Linked DNA regions of Homo sapiens: region 2 is linked to region 1. Evidence: read pairs that join two places in POLR2A ChIA-PET (ENCODE). Cell type or tissue: GM12878. All regions are shown on one strand. Links, peaks and the distances in the headings refer to the core of each region. The heading gives the core; the rest is flanking DNA.

Region 1 (8,074 bases), core at 1,484-5,483:
TGCTAGGATTGATCAGGTGGTGCAGACAGCAATCTCCTAATTATGATGCTGACTTTCCTCTCTTCTACTGTGGATGAGTACCCTGACACCATTCAAATATCCAGTTTCCTAGAAATCTTTCACTTAATCCTTTTGGCATCCTTTTTTGAAACAGTCTTGCTCTGTTGTCCAGCCTGGAGTGTAATGCTGCAGTCTCAGCTCACTGCAACCTCCACCTCCCAGGTTCAAGCGATTCTCCTGCCTCAGCCTCCTGAGTAGCTGGGACTACAGATTCCCACCATCATGCCTGGCTAATTTTTGTATTTTAGTAGAGAAAGGATTTTACCCTGTTGGACACACTGATCTCAAACTCCTGACCTTTGGTGATCTGCCCATCTCAGCCTGCCAAAGTGCTGAGATTACAGACATGAGCTACCATGCCCAGCCTTTGCATCCATTTTGATAACAATTGATAACAATTGCCTGACTCATTTATTTCTTTGGGGGATGAAAAACTGAGATTTGATAATTTGGTCATTTCTTCTACATGTAATAACTAAATATCTTTTGCTTAAAAAATCATTCTTCAACCACTAAGGCAATTTGGGCATCCTGAGATACAACTTATACAGAGAGGATAGAGAAATCCTTAATTTTTTTACTTGAATCACTAATTTTCAGAGCATTAGTTTGATGCACCAGCCATCTGCAAAGGGGACAGACAACTCTTGAGAACTTTTTTCTTTCCTGTTTCCATTATTTTTATGACCTTATGAATTTTTATATAATCAATATATTTCAGCCAGTTGTAGTCATTATTCTTTTTTGGCTGCTCAAAGTCTCCCACCTTTGGCAGTGGGAGTCCTTCAGCACAGGTTCTGCATTTTCTTGACATGTGCTCAGTAGTCTTTGATATCTTCCTTCCTTCCTTTTCAGCACAATGGGACGTCCCAGTATCACCACATGCATTTGCAGACCCAGACCCAGAATCAACCATTTCTCTGAGGAGTTATGGTTTCCTTTAGAGAGGAAAATGACCCATTTTTTTCCTACTCTAAAATACTTATATTTCAAAATGAATCCAAATTTAACTACATTGCCAGGTTGAAAATCAACTTATTTCAAAGACTAAAAATCCACTTCTGTGCTGCTGGCAAAAGACATTTTAATTAATACAATTACCAGGCATACACAAGTAAGATTATCAAAGAGCTTTGGGCATTTCCTCATTGGTTCTGCAATATTCCTATTGAGTTTGTACAAGACCGTTTTATCCCCATTTAACAAGGTAGGCTGAATAGAAAAGCAGAAATTTAATTGTACAGGAAGTTAAATGCATGTAAACCTTAAGGTGTCTCTCATGTTCTCACACTATGAACAAAACTCTTCGAGGCTTTAAAGAAATTGTACAGAGCAGTCCAAAAAGTATTATGCAAATGATACTGACAGTTATTTAATTAAATTTTAGTAAATAATTAAAAAGACATGTTTTGATCATAAATTTAATATTTCATTCCATGTCAAAATAGATAAGGATTGACCAGGCACATAATGTCCTGGCTACAGCAAATATTCCTTGATTTATTCAGTCAGTAAATACCTATGTGCCTGGAAACTTGAAGCATAAATAGTTATTCCTTATAGCTGTGATGTTTTAAATTAATTTCTAGAATAGGAACATTTTTGGAATATGTAAATCAATCACCATTGAACTATTTTCACAACTGTCCAAGGTAGGATAATATTAGCATGATGTATTCAAAAGATCTAGACATATGAAGAAGAAATTGGCCTGATTTCCCCAAATAGCAAACCCCCTGAGATCCCTGGCACTTCACAGTTGTGGTTTGGGTTAGGTTTTCAAGCCATAAATCTGCTTTACTCTGTTTTTGGTTGCCAACTTGTCATTATCACCCTTCCAACCAGCCCCCACCACCTCATTGCCCAGCATCTTTTCTACCAGAGTGAACTTGAGCCAAATGTATTCTTCCCCAGAGGACACTCTGTGGCTGAAGGGCCCAAGAGAGTTCCTATAAGAACATTTTTCCATTTGAGTTTGTCTCTTTGTCAGTAAACACCTTGTCACCAGATCTGTTACTTTTCACTGCGATTTGTCAAGTGTTGCCTGATAGCTGAGCCTTCCATTTAAAGGGCACACTGAGGAAAGAGCCCCGTTCCAGGAAGCGCCCATGCTAGGCTCCCTTTAAAGCCTTCTCTGAGCCATTCTGCATGATGTTGGCCAAGTCGCTGGCCTTCAGTCACTCTTAGTTCCCACATCTCCAGGTGATCTTTGAGGGTCATGATCACTCCAACTCTTTTTCCCAGCTAAAGTTACATATGTCTCACTGAAATCCTTCTATAAGTTCACATTGGTACAGAAGATATGCTTGAAGTCAGATTCAGGCTACTTTCTTCATTTGTATCACCCTACTTTGGTTCTTTTCAACTGGTACAGACTCAAAATTAAGTGGAGAATTTATGAAAGTAGACTGAAAAAATAATAGCCGAAGACCCAGGAACCACCACCACCAACCTTAACTTTTCCAGAATAGATGGGCTGCAAAATAGAATTGATAGAATATATAAGAAAATAATCCAATTCCTCATTTAACTTTGCAAGGACACAACCTTGCTTCAGAATAACTGGAGTGTGATATAAGCCTACAAGTTCCTTCTCCTGGTTATGGTTATATCCTTGGAAGCTGTGTCACCAAAAAGCTAAGAGCATGTGCCCTGGAGTCAAACTATTTAGGTTTCAATTTTATTCCTAACTAGCTGGGTGACCAGAGGCAAATTACTTAATCTCTCTTTTCTTATCTGTGGAAAGTGGATCACAGTAGTACCTCTCTCATAAACAAGAAAAGTTCTCAGACAGTGCCTGGAACATTTTCAGTCCTCAATAAATGTTAGCTAGTTTGCATCCAACTGAGCCACCACTCCTGACAAAAAAGAGAAAATCTGATTTTCTTCAACATATCACCATCACCCTTCATCACCCACCTCCAAAAGCTCAGGAGTCACTGCATTTCTTACTGATCACATAGCACCTGGGGGGACATCTAAATCTTCAAGGCAGTCCAATAGAGAAACCATAACTTCCAAATATTTCTTGAACACTTTCCTCAAGTTAATACCTTTCCAGTTGCAAATTAATCAAACCCATGCTGGGCCATTATTGCTCTCCAGAGAGCTGCTCAAAAATTCTGTCTCCTGGCAAGGGAAACAATTCACCTCCATTGCATTTTTTTTTCCCCAAAAAGGTCATAATTACTTGTGGTCTAACAAATGTACATGAATGCTGAAATGTATAAGTCCTTCCCTTTTAACAAGATACTTCGGCCCACTACCCCTGCACCGCAGACCTCAGCAGCTTTCACTTCCAATATTTTGTAACCGATGGCTTGAACAAAGATCAAGTACTTCCTGTCCCCAAGATTGCTACAATGGTTATAATATTTTCACAAGAAAATTTATAAATGGGTTTCCACCAAATGCAAAATTTCTCCAAATTCCTTCACGTATACCGAATGTGGGAAGAAAATTTGAGTTACTCTCAAAAAGTACTTCTTTTCTTTTCTGCTGTGAAGACTAGCCAGAGAAGGCTGAAACTATAAAAACATGCCTGAGGCTTATTTGCTTATAAATTATAAGTAGATTTACGTTTATAGTTCAATAGATCACTCTAGCAGTTTCCCAGAAGCTTTCAGAGAAACACATTTCTCAAGTGCTTACATATTGAGGCAAAATGGATTTTTCTGCATGAAGCATTAATTAATTCTGGTTCATATATTAAAGTATATATCTTTGTGCATATATAATATGATATTGTATCCTTCTTAACTAGTTAGGTGTAAGCAGGGCACAGTGGATTAATTCACCAACTTGGAAACTTGCTTCGATTACAGCAGACAAAAACAAAAACAAAAAACCGCGTTCTTACCTCGGAAACCAACAGACAGACATTCTTAGGGGAGAAATATATGTGAGTATGTGGTAAGAGGCCTCGTAGGGAATGAGAAGAGAACCTTGCTACAATAAACCTTTTTGTTAACACTTCATTAATAAATTCACTTGCATTTTCCCTTCAAATTAATAGGCTTTTCTACTTAATTTTACAGGTGAACATTAAGGAAAACATAGCCTTTTGTAGGAGAAAAAATATAGCACCAGTTTCACAGCCACCATTGAAGGGAAACTTTTTCCAACTGCAAAAATATGAACTGCCTTTTGATAATATTATCAGTTATGATGGATAATAATAACAGCTATAATTGGATGTTGTTTGCCATCTTTACTCCTGGAGCACCCATCCCCTAAGTGTGTGTGTGTTGGCTGATAATAACAATACAGAGGCAGGGTGTGGTGGCTTATGCCTGTATTCCCAGCACTTTGGGAGGCTGAGGCGGGCGGATCACTTGAGGTCAGGAGTTCGAGACCAACCTGGCCAACATAGTGAAATCCCATCTCTACTAAAAATACAAAAATTAGCCGGGCACAGTGGTGTGAGCCTGTAATCCCAGCTAATTGGGAAGCTGAGGCAGGAGAATCGCTTGAACCTGGGAGGCGGAGGTTGCAGTGTAGCTGAGATCGTATCACTGCACTCCAGCCTGGGTGACAGAGCAAGGCTCCATGTCAAAACCAAAAAAAAAAAAAAAAAAAAAAAAAAATGGAGAGTTGCCAGCTCTTTATGCGTGTGTTTGGGGGAAGTTGCGACATGCAATGCAGACCACAGCCAGTACTCACTCATGTATCCAAGACAGGCCTCCCTACCCCAGGTGGGGCCAGTTCTGCGGTGCAACTTCTGCTCCAGATCTTCCACAAGGGGAAGCTAGTCTCCAGGGGAGCCACATCCTTGTTTAGTTTTCTCCCATACCCTACTTCTGATTCTCTCATGCCTCTTCTCCGGAGAGCACTCTCCCAATAATAACCTCAACAAGAAATCCCACACCAGATGCCACTTTCAGGGAATCCAGTCTAAGAGTTGGTATGGCATATGGTTCTAGGAAGCAATACTAGATATGGAATCCTCTAGCTGGATCACCAGGCTGCAGGATGGAAAGAAGAACCACATCACTGGTGGGAGACAAGGCTAATCCCTGGCCTGCTGATTGCTAAGACCATTACCTATGAAGAACTGGGATGAGATAAAAGTGGAAAGAGTTATGTGGACTGGTGCAATGAGACAGGTGTTTGGAAGGTATGAAGAAAATAGTAACTGTAAGGACTGGGGAACTGATTTAACAAAGAGAGGAAGTGATCTATTGATCGATAGATCTGTTGGCAGATCTATTAATCAACAATTTAAAGCAAAAGAAGAAAACTCTTTGCAGTTTTTACAGTGACTCCCATCTCCTGTGGCTTGAAGACTTAACTATAAGAATGGCAGAACTTGAGAAAAGCCTGGATTCCCTGCAAAAGCCAATCTCCCAGAAAAAATCGACCCTCCATGAGGAAGAAGTGAGTGCTGAGAACTGGGATGGGGCTACCTGGGTAGATGCACTTGAGAATCTTGATGCCTCGAGGTCGTACCTTGATTTCCTTGAACTCTCCAAATTTGTAGTGAAGGCCCATTTTCCATTGTTGGAAGACAGAGCCTCCCCCTGCACACACACACACCCTTACTTGAAAAGCCTTCACCTTAGACAAGTGCCGTGCTAGGCAATGCTTACCCTTCTCATGATCTGCCCCAAACCCCTTCCTGGCACGATTGCTTGATGCTAGGAGTTCAAAGCTGTAGAGAGCTATGATTGTGCCACCGCACTTCAGCCTGGGCAACAGAGTGAGACCCTGTCTCTAAAAGGAAATTAAATTTAATTTAAAAAGAAAATGTAAAGTTTCCCATATAACCTGTCAGTGGTGTGGCTCTGACAGCTTTGAGATAAAGTTCAGCCTCTTATACAGGGTCAAGAGGCTCCACCTGCTCTGGCCCCAGCCCACATCTCCAGCTTCACTTATTCTCCAGCCTTATTCACCTTCCTCCAACCTCTCTAACATTCTTCCCACCTTTACAAGGAGCCAGCTGTTCCCCATCTCAGGGCCTTCACGCTTTCTACTGTTTTCTGCTGATCTAACTCCTCCTTCTCCTTCTGGCTTCAGCTTCAATGTCAGGTCCTCAGGGAAATCTGTCCTGACCTTTGTAAACTGGGTTAGATTACAGCATCTCACACTGTAACTTTGCTCTGCAGTGATTATCACCGTTGTAGTTTAACATCTGTCTCCCAGATGGACTATAAGCTTTGTGAGGGCAGCCTCATTTTATACCCAGCACATGATACAATTTCTGCAACATAAGTGGAGTCTCACTATTTTTTAAATGAATGAATGAATTGAATATAAAAAATTAATAAATAAATGAAGTTAAGAGAGACAAGACCATAAGCAGGAAGTTCTTGCTAATCATCACAGGTTAGTTTTACTGGACTTTACACACACACACACACACACACACCCCTATCCCCCAGCCCCCTCCCACACACACACACATATACACACTCCTGCCTCCACTGAACCCATTCATTTCTTAATAGCACTTCTTTTGTTTTCCCGGTGGTTAGGGTTTCAGAATTTAGGCTGGTGTGGAGTTGCATCAATTGTACACCGTGGAAGAGCTTATGCTGCTTCTCCCTTAGCGATGCACGAGCAGACCGTTTTAGCCCTCAGTGATTAACCCCATCACACCTTTCAAGCACTCTTCATTCATTATTCGATAATATGCACAATCCTTTGAACCTAAACTTTCTCATTGTCTGTAATTACTCTTTGAAGCACATGAGATGTTAACAAGAATAAGTGCAATTATCCAGCTTTGCAATAAGAAGCCATATTTATTGATACTGTGTTTAGGAAGTCACTAAATATAGATGTGGTAATTTTAGGCTTAGTTTCAGAGCAACCAAATGATTGAAAGGTACCTTTTCCAGATGGCTGGGCCAATTGAAATCAGATGATTACATCATGTTTAGATGAGTCTTAGTCCAGGGGTATAAGGTAGGATTATTATCAGAGGTGTTAACAAGGATATTGAGACTTGGAGGCACAGGTTCTGGAAGTTCCAATAGCAACAGCTGATAAGGGCAGGCTGAAAGAAGAAGGAAAGTAAAGCAGCAGATCTCGTCTCCCTCACCCATTTGCAGCACCAGGGCAATATCTACAGAAGAATCCGGCCCCACTCTCCTCCTCACTCCCCAAGCCACTCCATTCCATCTCACTCAGACCATGGAATCCAGATGACGCTGAGAAATTATGAGTGTCTTCCTGCTTCCCACGGCTGCTTCACAGTAAACAGACTGGCATCATTTCCCTCCAAATCTGCCTCCCGATCTGTTGGGGGTATTTCATAAACCTGGCTCTACCAGTGTCTCCATGTAATATATACAAACCACCTATGCAAGTTTCATCGAGAAAAATATTTACATACACACAGCAAAGCCCCTCAACTTAACTGAAGGAAATTGTCTTGCAAAAATGTGCCCTTGACTATAAAAGATGTATTCATCAGGATTCTCAGTTACAAATGACAGCAACTGAACTCAAACTGGCTTAGGCAAAAAAGGGAATGTATGAGTTCACAGCTGGGAAGGTAAGATCAAGACAGCTGGAGCCAGTTGGCAAATGATGTCAGTAGACATCTTTCTCTCTCTTTTTCTGTCTCTCGCTCCCTCTCTCTTTGTTTAGCTTTGCATTTCTCTCTGTGGGATTCAGTCTCAGGCAGGCTCTCCCCAGAAGATGCAAAATGACTCCCAGAGGCACCATCCTGTCTTATCAACTCAGCAATTGTAGCAGAAAGAAAGGGAGTCACTTTCTCAATAGCACCGGCAGAAATTTTATCATTGAATAGTAGTATTCTGACTAAGATCAAGTGTCCATTTCTGGACCAATCAGTGTGAACAGAGGGATGAGAAATGTGGATTGGCCAGGCCTGGACCAGATGGCCAAAAAATAGGGTCAGCCTCACGCTGAGAATTGGGAAGGGCTGTTGCCCAATGGAAGAGCCAGTTGCTATCTTAGAAAAAGGGTGGATTATGCCATTCATACATTGCTATAAAGAAATACCTGAGACTGCTAATTTACAAAGAGAAGAAGTTTAATTGGCTCA
Region 2 (8,074 bases), core at 2,599-6,598, 55 kb before region 1:
TCATATTCCAGCCCACTGTATGTATTACTTCTGTGGTTCATTATCTGTCTCGTCCCACTGCACTCTATGTTCCATGAGGGCAGTGATTTTTGTCTGTCTGATTTCCTGCTGTGTTTCTAGTGCCTAAGTAGGTGCTCTTTAAAAAAGTAATAAGGGAAATGAAGAGACTTACTAGCAACTGTCTACATTTATTTTCAAAGGTGGAAATAGGAAAATTTTCCAGCTTTTCTCTTGAATTCAAGAACTACCTGGAATTTCACCTATTTCCAAGAAAATAACAGTGAGTGATATATGCAAATATGACAAAGAACTGCAAGTTTATGTATAGGCAAAGGGTGGCTTCTCATTCTCACAGGAACTATGGTTGACTTGATAACCTTATATGACTTGAATTGCTTATGTACAATTAGAAAATCTGTCCAGTGGTCACTTTTTGATTAAGTAATTTTCCTTTCTATTTATAAAAGATAGGATTCTCTGCATCAAAACTGAAAACCACAAAATCACATACATAGACTTTTTATCCCAGTTCTCACAGATATTTACTGTTAATATTTTGGTGCCTCATAATTTAATGTTAAACTTGAGATTCTTTTATCATAATTTTAATTCTCTGTAATGCAGTTAATACATTTGAGTGTGGACAAAAATATGACTTCTGTAATATCTTTGCATTACAGGTGCTATAACAACTTGAAACAGCTGACATGTAAGATTCTTTAAATCGTTTTACCAAAATGGGATAGTATTTAAATAGCTGGAATACCATAGCTCTTTTGAAACTTGGTTGAAATATAAAATGAGCATTCTAGAAGAGATTGCGTGTTAGTTTAGGATGTAATATACTTAGATGTAAGTATAATAACACCTGCAGGCATTTGTTAAGGATTGTTTTGAATTAAGACATAGTTAGGGATTACAGTTTGTATAAACTTCATGTTATCTCATAAATCCTCCACAGATCCTTGTTTGGCAGGGTTTGGGATGTGTGCACGTGTGTGTGTGTGTGTGTACTACAAGATTTCGAACTAAAAATTGAATCCTTAAAAAATTCTTCAGACTTAAGGAATGAACTTTTAATGAAATTGCCTAATTGCATAATCTGGAATGCTTCAAATGATGCTGACGTCCATAAATAAAATACTGTAGCCACACTTATAGATTAGCTGAAGGAAACATTAAAGAGAATAACATGGAAAAATACTAGACTTTTCTTCTCTGGTCGTTCTCATTAGTGAGCAGAGAATTAACTGAAACATTGCGAGATGAGTATTCCTTCCCCTGATAGTCCACATGTCCTTAAAGTGTGGATATGAGTGGAGGATGGTAGAGAAGAGTGGTATTAGTGTTCATTAAAGAGAAATTGGTCACCCGCCGTATGGTTATATGCTGTTGTTAGAGCAATGAAAATCATTTTCCTACATATAAATGCTTTTCCCATATGAAACTTCTTACAGGCCTCTTATGACCTCGGCCTTGAAAGCATTGACAGTTCTTTCCTGAAAGCTGTCAATTTTTATTCTCCATGTTTTAATCAAAGCTCTAAATAGTAACTGTCATCTGTTTTTGATGATACTAGGGTATTGACAGATGTCCCAGATCTGACTTGATTTTGCATATGACATAGGGAGCTCTTGTTTCTTCCTTGAAACCGGCAACTCTTGTTAGCCAGAGCTACTAGTAAATGGACTAATTTCACTGGTTGCTAGCACTCCTTGAAACTCGTTTCCTAGCATGTGTTTCAAAAATTTGTTAAGTGAGAATTGGTGCTGACTGTTTGATCCCTTCTTGTTATCACTTATAACTAAATTGTTATGCTGGCTGGAGGCTGTGCAAGCAATCCTCACTGTATTCATTGTTATCCTAGATCATTCTTACAGTTTCCAGAGCCCTGGGATTTAGAATCAAATCTATGTAATTAAAATGATTGATTGATCCGGGGCATAATACTTCATTCCTTGCACATTGCAATTTCCTAACAACTTTATAAAGCAACGATTTTCTTTTGCTCCTTTCATTTGACTACTAATGGTACAATAGTAGACAGAGGGGTGGCTTTTTGTATTTTTTGTTCTGAGATGTGGATGAGCACCATTGACTTAGCAATGGATATGCGGGGTGATTAATGTAGCTGGTATTTGTGTTAACCCGGAACTGGAGCAGAAATTTTCAATGCAGTTTAATAGAATTGCTTATGAATTGAAGAAATTATGAATCATTAGTTATTCAGCATTCTCTTATGCAGGGGGCAGGGATGTGGTTTCTCTGAAGGCGTTCAGCTTTAAGTTGGAGTTTATGCTAGCTTAATGCAGATAGATAGGTAGGTAAAAAGCAAAGCAGGAAAAAGAAACTAACTTTCCAGGACAAGGGCACAGAGCTCAGGAGAGGATAGTGGAGAAGAAAATCTAATTTCTGCCTTTAAAAGGAATATAGTTAAAACTCTAGTACTTTTCCAGTTGTGAACAGACAGCCTACCTCTAGAGATTTCAGTTTAACTCCTCAAACTGATTTTTGCCACCTTATACATGTTTACTGAGACCAAACCCATCTTCCATCAACCTTGGAGTGAAGGAATCACTCTGGGGTGTGTTCTAATCTAATTGACACCTCTAGAATAGGTGTGTAATTTTCTGTTCTCCTTAAGGACATGGATCCTTAAATTGATAGAGTAGAACTAGGTTAAAGTTTGAAGTCATTAAAAGTAAAAGCAAACAAACATCTTCTGCCTCATGTATTTATTAAGTTGGCTATGTCTGTTTCTCTCCATTTGCCGAACCTGTGAATATTGTATTGATCCTCTTTCTGCCATACCTTTATAATACCTTCTGTATTTCTTCCTATGCATTCACACATAAGGTAAAATTACAAATAAAATTGAATCTGAATTTCTAAAGTATGAAAGTCAAACTCTCGGCCAGGAGTGGTGGCTCACGCCTGTAATCCTAGCACTTTGGGAGGCCGAGGCGGGTGGATCGCAAAGTCAGGAGATTGAGACCATCCTGGCCAACATGGCGAAACCCCATCTCTGCTAAAGATACAAAAATTAGCCGGGCATGGTGGTGCACACCTGTAATCCCAGCTACTTGGGAGGCTGAGGCAGGGGAATTGCTTGAACCCAGGTGGCGGAGGTTTCAGTGAGCTGAGATCATGCCACTGCACTCCAGCCTGGCGACAGAGCGAGACTCCGTCTCATGAAAAAAAAAAAAAAAAAAAAGAAAGTCAAACTTTCCTGTAAGTTCCTGGAAGGCCTACCTCTTGTGGCCCTAATGAGGAGGAGCCCTGTCACTCTTGTGTTCCTGCATGCCCAGGTCCAGCACCAAGTGTGAGTCACATCTCAAGTCAGTCAATGACTGGATTTCTTTACATATACAATGCTATTGAGGATGGCATAAATTGCATCTTTTAAGGGTTATGGTTGACAAAAATATGAATAGAGGGTGCCTACTTTTATTTCTGTGTTAATGTATAGAAGGTTTACATGTAGATAAATGGTAAATGATTAGTTATCAATCTTGCTGCTCAAAAGGAACCCACAGAAAAAAAGTCACCCTTCTCCATACACAGTCTAAACACCCACCTCAACACAAGATTTAGCTGTTTTATGAGGAATTAGTGAGAAAAAGATTTGAGAGAATTTTATGTTTCGGTATAATGCTAACACTAACAATAGACATCATTCATTGGTGCCTGGCACTGTATTAAGCTCTTAATATATTGTCTTATCTAACTTTCAAGACTGCCTTGAGGTATGTACTTTATTTTCATTTTACAAATGAGAAAACCTAGGCTCAGAGAGGTTTAAGAAACCTCAGAATAGAATCCCAGGAATAAACCCTAAAGCCTGCTGTGTAATACAAAGAAAATTGCTCCAACACAGTTATCTGCTGAAGAGGTATGTGCCCTCTGGATACCTAAGTAACTATTCTGCTCATCCTCTCCTTCCTCCTCTTTCTTTTCCTTCCCCACCTCCATCATCACCATTGTGGCTGTGATTATGCAGCCCTGAGGTCTTTCCGTTGGAGCACTGCCTCTCTTAAATAGGTGACTTGCTATCTTGAGGCAACAATGAGCTGCTTTGACAAGAAGAAAAGTTGGCCCATCTACCCATAAGCTCTCATTGGGCAAGGATCTCATATATTTCATAGACAATGTTAGCCAACTAGTGTCCTGATCTTCTGCCTGCATCTCAAAAATAGCATGCTATCTCTTAGGAGTGAATTTCAATTATCAGGAAATCCAGAAGTTTGACATTGTTCCACATTTTCTGAAACTGCCCATGGAAATCAATTCCAGGCTTATAAGCTGTCTGTATGTACAGTCATCCCTCAGTATACATAGGGGATTGGGTCTAGAACCACCCAGGATACTAAAATTTGCACAGACTCAAGCCTGCAGTCAGCCCTGAGGAACCTACATATATGAAAAGTCAGCCCTTTGTATTGGTGGGTTTCACATCCTAGGAATACCATGTTTGGTTGAACAAAATTTGAGTACAAGTGGGCCCGAGTGGTTCAAACCTATGTTGTTTGAAGGCCAACTGTAGTTATATTAAGCTGAATGCACGTTTTTATACACTACCGTCTCCACACTTGTTCATGAAGAGAAGACAGAGCTTCTATTTCATTATTAATTTTGCCTATTTAAGCATTTTATCCTAAAATAAATGTATGCTCATCACTTGAAATAGCTGTCGGAGTAACATTTGCTGGAAAGAGAAAGAAAGTAAATAACACAAAGTTAAAAAGACATGGGTAGATCTGATTTTTGGAGGACCAAGAAATTTGTTGCAAAAGATCTAGCTCACTTCTAGTCCCTACAATGAAACACGAGTGCAGTAGTTTCCCTTACCCACGATTTTACTTTCTGTGGTTTCAGTTACCGGTGGTAACTGTAATGGAAAATTCCAGAAACAAACAATTTATACAGTTTTAAGTTGTGCACCATTCTGACTAGCATGATGAAATACTGCATCACACCACTCCGTCCCTCTCAGGACATGAATCCTTCCTTTATCAAGCAGATTCACACCTGTGAGTCACTTAGTAGCCCTGTTGGTGATCAGACTGTCTTTGTGTCACAGTGCTTGTGTTCAAGTGACTCTTATTTTACTTAATATGACCTGCAAGTGCAATAGTGATGCTGGCTACTTGGATATGCCAAAGAGAAGCCAGAAAGTGCTTTAAGAGAAAAGGTGAAAGGTTTCAACTTAGTAAGGAAAAAAATACTATATGTTAAGGTTGCCAAGATCTATGGTGAAAACAAATCTTCTATACATGAAATTTTCGAGAAGGAAACAGAAATCCATGCTAGTTTTGCTGTTGCACCTCCAGCTGCAAGACTTACGGCCACAGTGCTTATTAAAATGGAAAAGCCATTAAATCTGTGGGTGGAAGACATGAACAGAAATGTGTCCCAATTGGTGGGTTTCAGGCATCCTCCAGGGGTCTTGGAATGTGTCCCCGTTGGGTAAGAGGAGTGTACTGTATGCCCAAGGAATTCCTCATGTTTTCACTTGGGGTTATCTGCACCCAGCCCTTTGATAGAATTAGTGTTTATTCTCATTTTCACTCCCGGAAAATGTATAAGCTACAATACTCTAATTAGCGCTCTGTGCTTGGCTTTGGTGAGAACACACTCTGTGTGTGCACAGTTCACCAAAACCTTTGGGAATGACTGAAGGGCCTGGAAGTTTCCAAACTGAGGGTCAAGGTCACCTTGGCTTTGCTATCCATTATTTCTTGTTTCTTTTACAGGAAAAATCCTTTGATGTTCTATAAATTCTAAATACATTTGCAATTTAAAACACTCTTCAAAAATGTAGTAAAACCACGTATTTGTAACCTTCACGAAGGCCGGAATCTGAAAAAAGAAAAGACAGAGCCAAATTGACTCTAATTGTTAAGGACAAAATGAACCATCTTTTGACTAGACAAAGCTACCAGAAATCTCTTTGATTGGAAGTATTTTGTGCTGAAAACCAACTAGAAAATAGGAGGTTTTTTTTTTTTTTACAATTTTATTTTAGGTAACAGGAGCTATTTAAAAAAAATTACTCCTTCATTCCACCAGAAGTTTTAAATGTTTCTTGATCTAAAAATGTAGATGTGGTTTAAGTAATTGTATGAACAAGGTAAGGGCCAGTGTCTCTACTGTGACATTAATGACAGGTGCAAACTAAAAAACTCATTCCAGTATTTTTGCAGAATGAGGAGTGGTGTCAGAGACAGCTGGGCTTGGAAACCTTCTGGAAGTCTTTTATTGTTTCCTGTATTGGATCAAGTCCAAAAGTGAGAATAATTACCCTTTAGAGCTGCCAAGTTTTCAGGCAATTCAGATGACTCTAGTCTTGTAGTAGGAAAAAAATGTGAGTCAGGGTACAAGAATAGTGATTGAATTTTATAAAAAGTATTTCTAAAGCAGTAATTTCCTCAGAAGTGACTTGTTAGCTTTGACTAATCGAATGCAAAGTAGAGAAGCGTCTGATCAAAATTACAGAAAATGAGAAAGAAAATTAGACTCATCTACTTCTAGACGGCCTAATAATACAGAGTTGAGGGTTTCAATCAGGCTCCCTTGGTGACTTTTAGGTAATTCATCAAATCCTTGTGGGGGCGGTGTCTGAGGAGGCTGTGAAAAAGAGAGACAGGAAGAACCTCTCAATATTGAATAGGAAATTTATATTGTTCTAAAAACTTCATATCTCCCAAATTTGTAAGAACACCCTGGTTTAAAATAAACAGGCTCCCCCTCTTGAGAATAGAGAAACAGTGACAGGTGTTTCCCTAAATTTCCAAACCTAACAACCCATTTAGACAGCCTATATCAGGTGCTTTACTCATCCTCACAACAGACCTGCAAAGGAAATACTATTATAGGACGGTCACATTCAAGGATAAGATCCTTGAATATTTCAAAATAATCAAATAACTCAGAACTTTCCTAATTCCGGATCAGTTTTCCCATAGGAATAAATGTCGCATAGGGAGGTATTTTCAGAACCTATAAATCTATATCTAATGTTGTGTTTTAAAACAATTTTAAACACAATGAATGGATACATACTAACTTTTTGTCGTGTCTAACTTTTGTTTCTTCTCTCAAAAGTTCTTGGCTCTAACAATTTTTTCATTTTTACCACTAACACTACCACTTAATGAACCCCTGGGAAGCATGGTCATAATTAACCAATAGTGGTCATTAAAATAACAGCACAGGAGTCATCAAAATCACACTTAGGAACTTCTGAGGGAGAGTGGTTTAGAAGCTAATGACCAAAAATATTTCTATTTCCTACTAACACACTACTCTCATGTGGCAATATTATAAATGTACGAAACAAGTTGGAACACTAGCTTTGAAACTGTGATTTCTGAGTATAATTTAGATGTAAGAGATTCACATGCCTTCAAATTTAACATATAAAGTACATCCTCCTTAATATTGTATATAGTGGTATTTCCAAATGTCATGATTCAGATGCACATAAAATGCAACCACATCCCTATTTTGGGATGAAAGAAGTGATGCTTGGGTGATTAAGAAATTTACCTATGGGCACATACCTGGTTCCAGAATCAGGATTAATTGGTCTGACTTAAAATGCCATGCTGCTTACATAACTGAGACAGGTCAAAAAGTTAAAGAGGACTAAATCCAGAAAGACTTCATTAGTGGCTTCGATTAGATAGGAATATGATTTTATGAGCATCTGAGGGAGGGAAACACTTTGCTGTAGAGTTTCTCAAACTGTGACCTGTGGGTCATTTGCATCAAGACATCTGGAATGTTTGTTAAAAATCTCCATTTCTGGTTTCTTCCCCAAAGCTATAAAATTAGAGCCAGTAATCTCAGCACTCTTGGGATTACTTTGGGAGGCCAAGGTGGGTGGATCGCAACATGGCGAAACCCCATCTCTACAAAAAGTACAAAATATTTAGCTGGGCATGGTGGAGCATGCCTGTAGTCCCAGCTACTCAGGAGGCTGAGGTGGGAGAATTCACTTGAAACTGGAAGGTTGAGGCTGCAGTGAGCCAAGATCACACCACTGCACTCCAGACAAAGTGAGGTCCTGTTT

Evidence for each region. ChIA-PET counts read pairs that join two places held together with the same protein. Peaks named below come from ENCODE experiments on the same cell type or tissue, not always from the same donor. Only the 100,000 strongest peaks of a DNase experiment are listed, where the experiment ranks them.
Region 2: POLR2A ChIA-PET joins it to region 1 with 5 read pairs; 2 of 35 experiments call an interaction of 5 or more read pairs at or near these places.

The regions. Positions count from the first base shown.
Region 1 is chr4:110,029,420-110,037,493 of GRCh38, reverse strand. No RefSeq gene overlaps it. Among named protein-coding and RNA genes, the nearest start is that of EGF, 120 kb to the right of the region's middle. In GM12878, for the core only: no CTCF peak of the experiment used is centred there; a DNase peak (open chromatin) is centred at 3,343.
Region 2 is chr4:110,085,741-110,093,814 of GRCh38, reverse strand. The region is part of intron 2 of ELOVL6 (ELOVL fatty acid elongase 6); the gene reads left to right. Among named protein-coding and RNA genes, the nearest start is that of ELOVL6, 110 kb to the left of the region's middle. RefSeq lists an enhancer at 5,616-5,785. In GM12878, for the core only: no CTCF peak of the experiment used is centred there; a DNase peak (open chromatin) is centred at 4,955.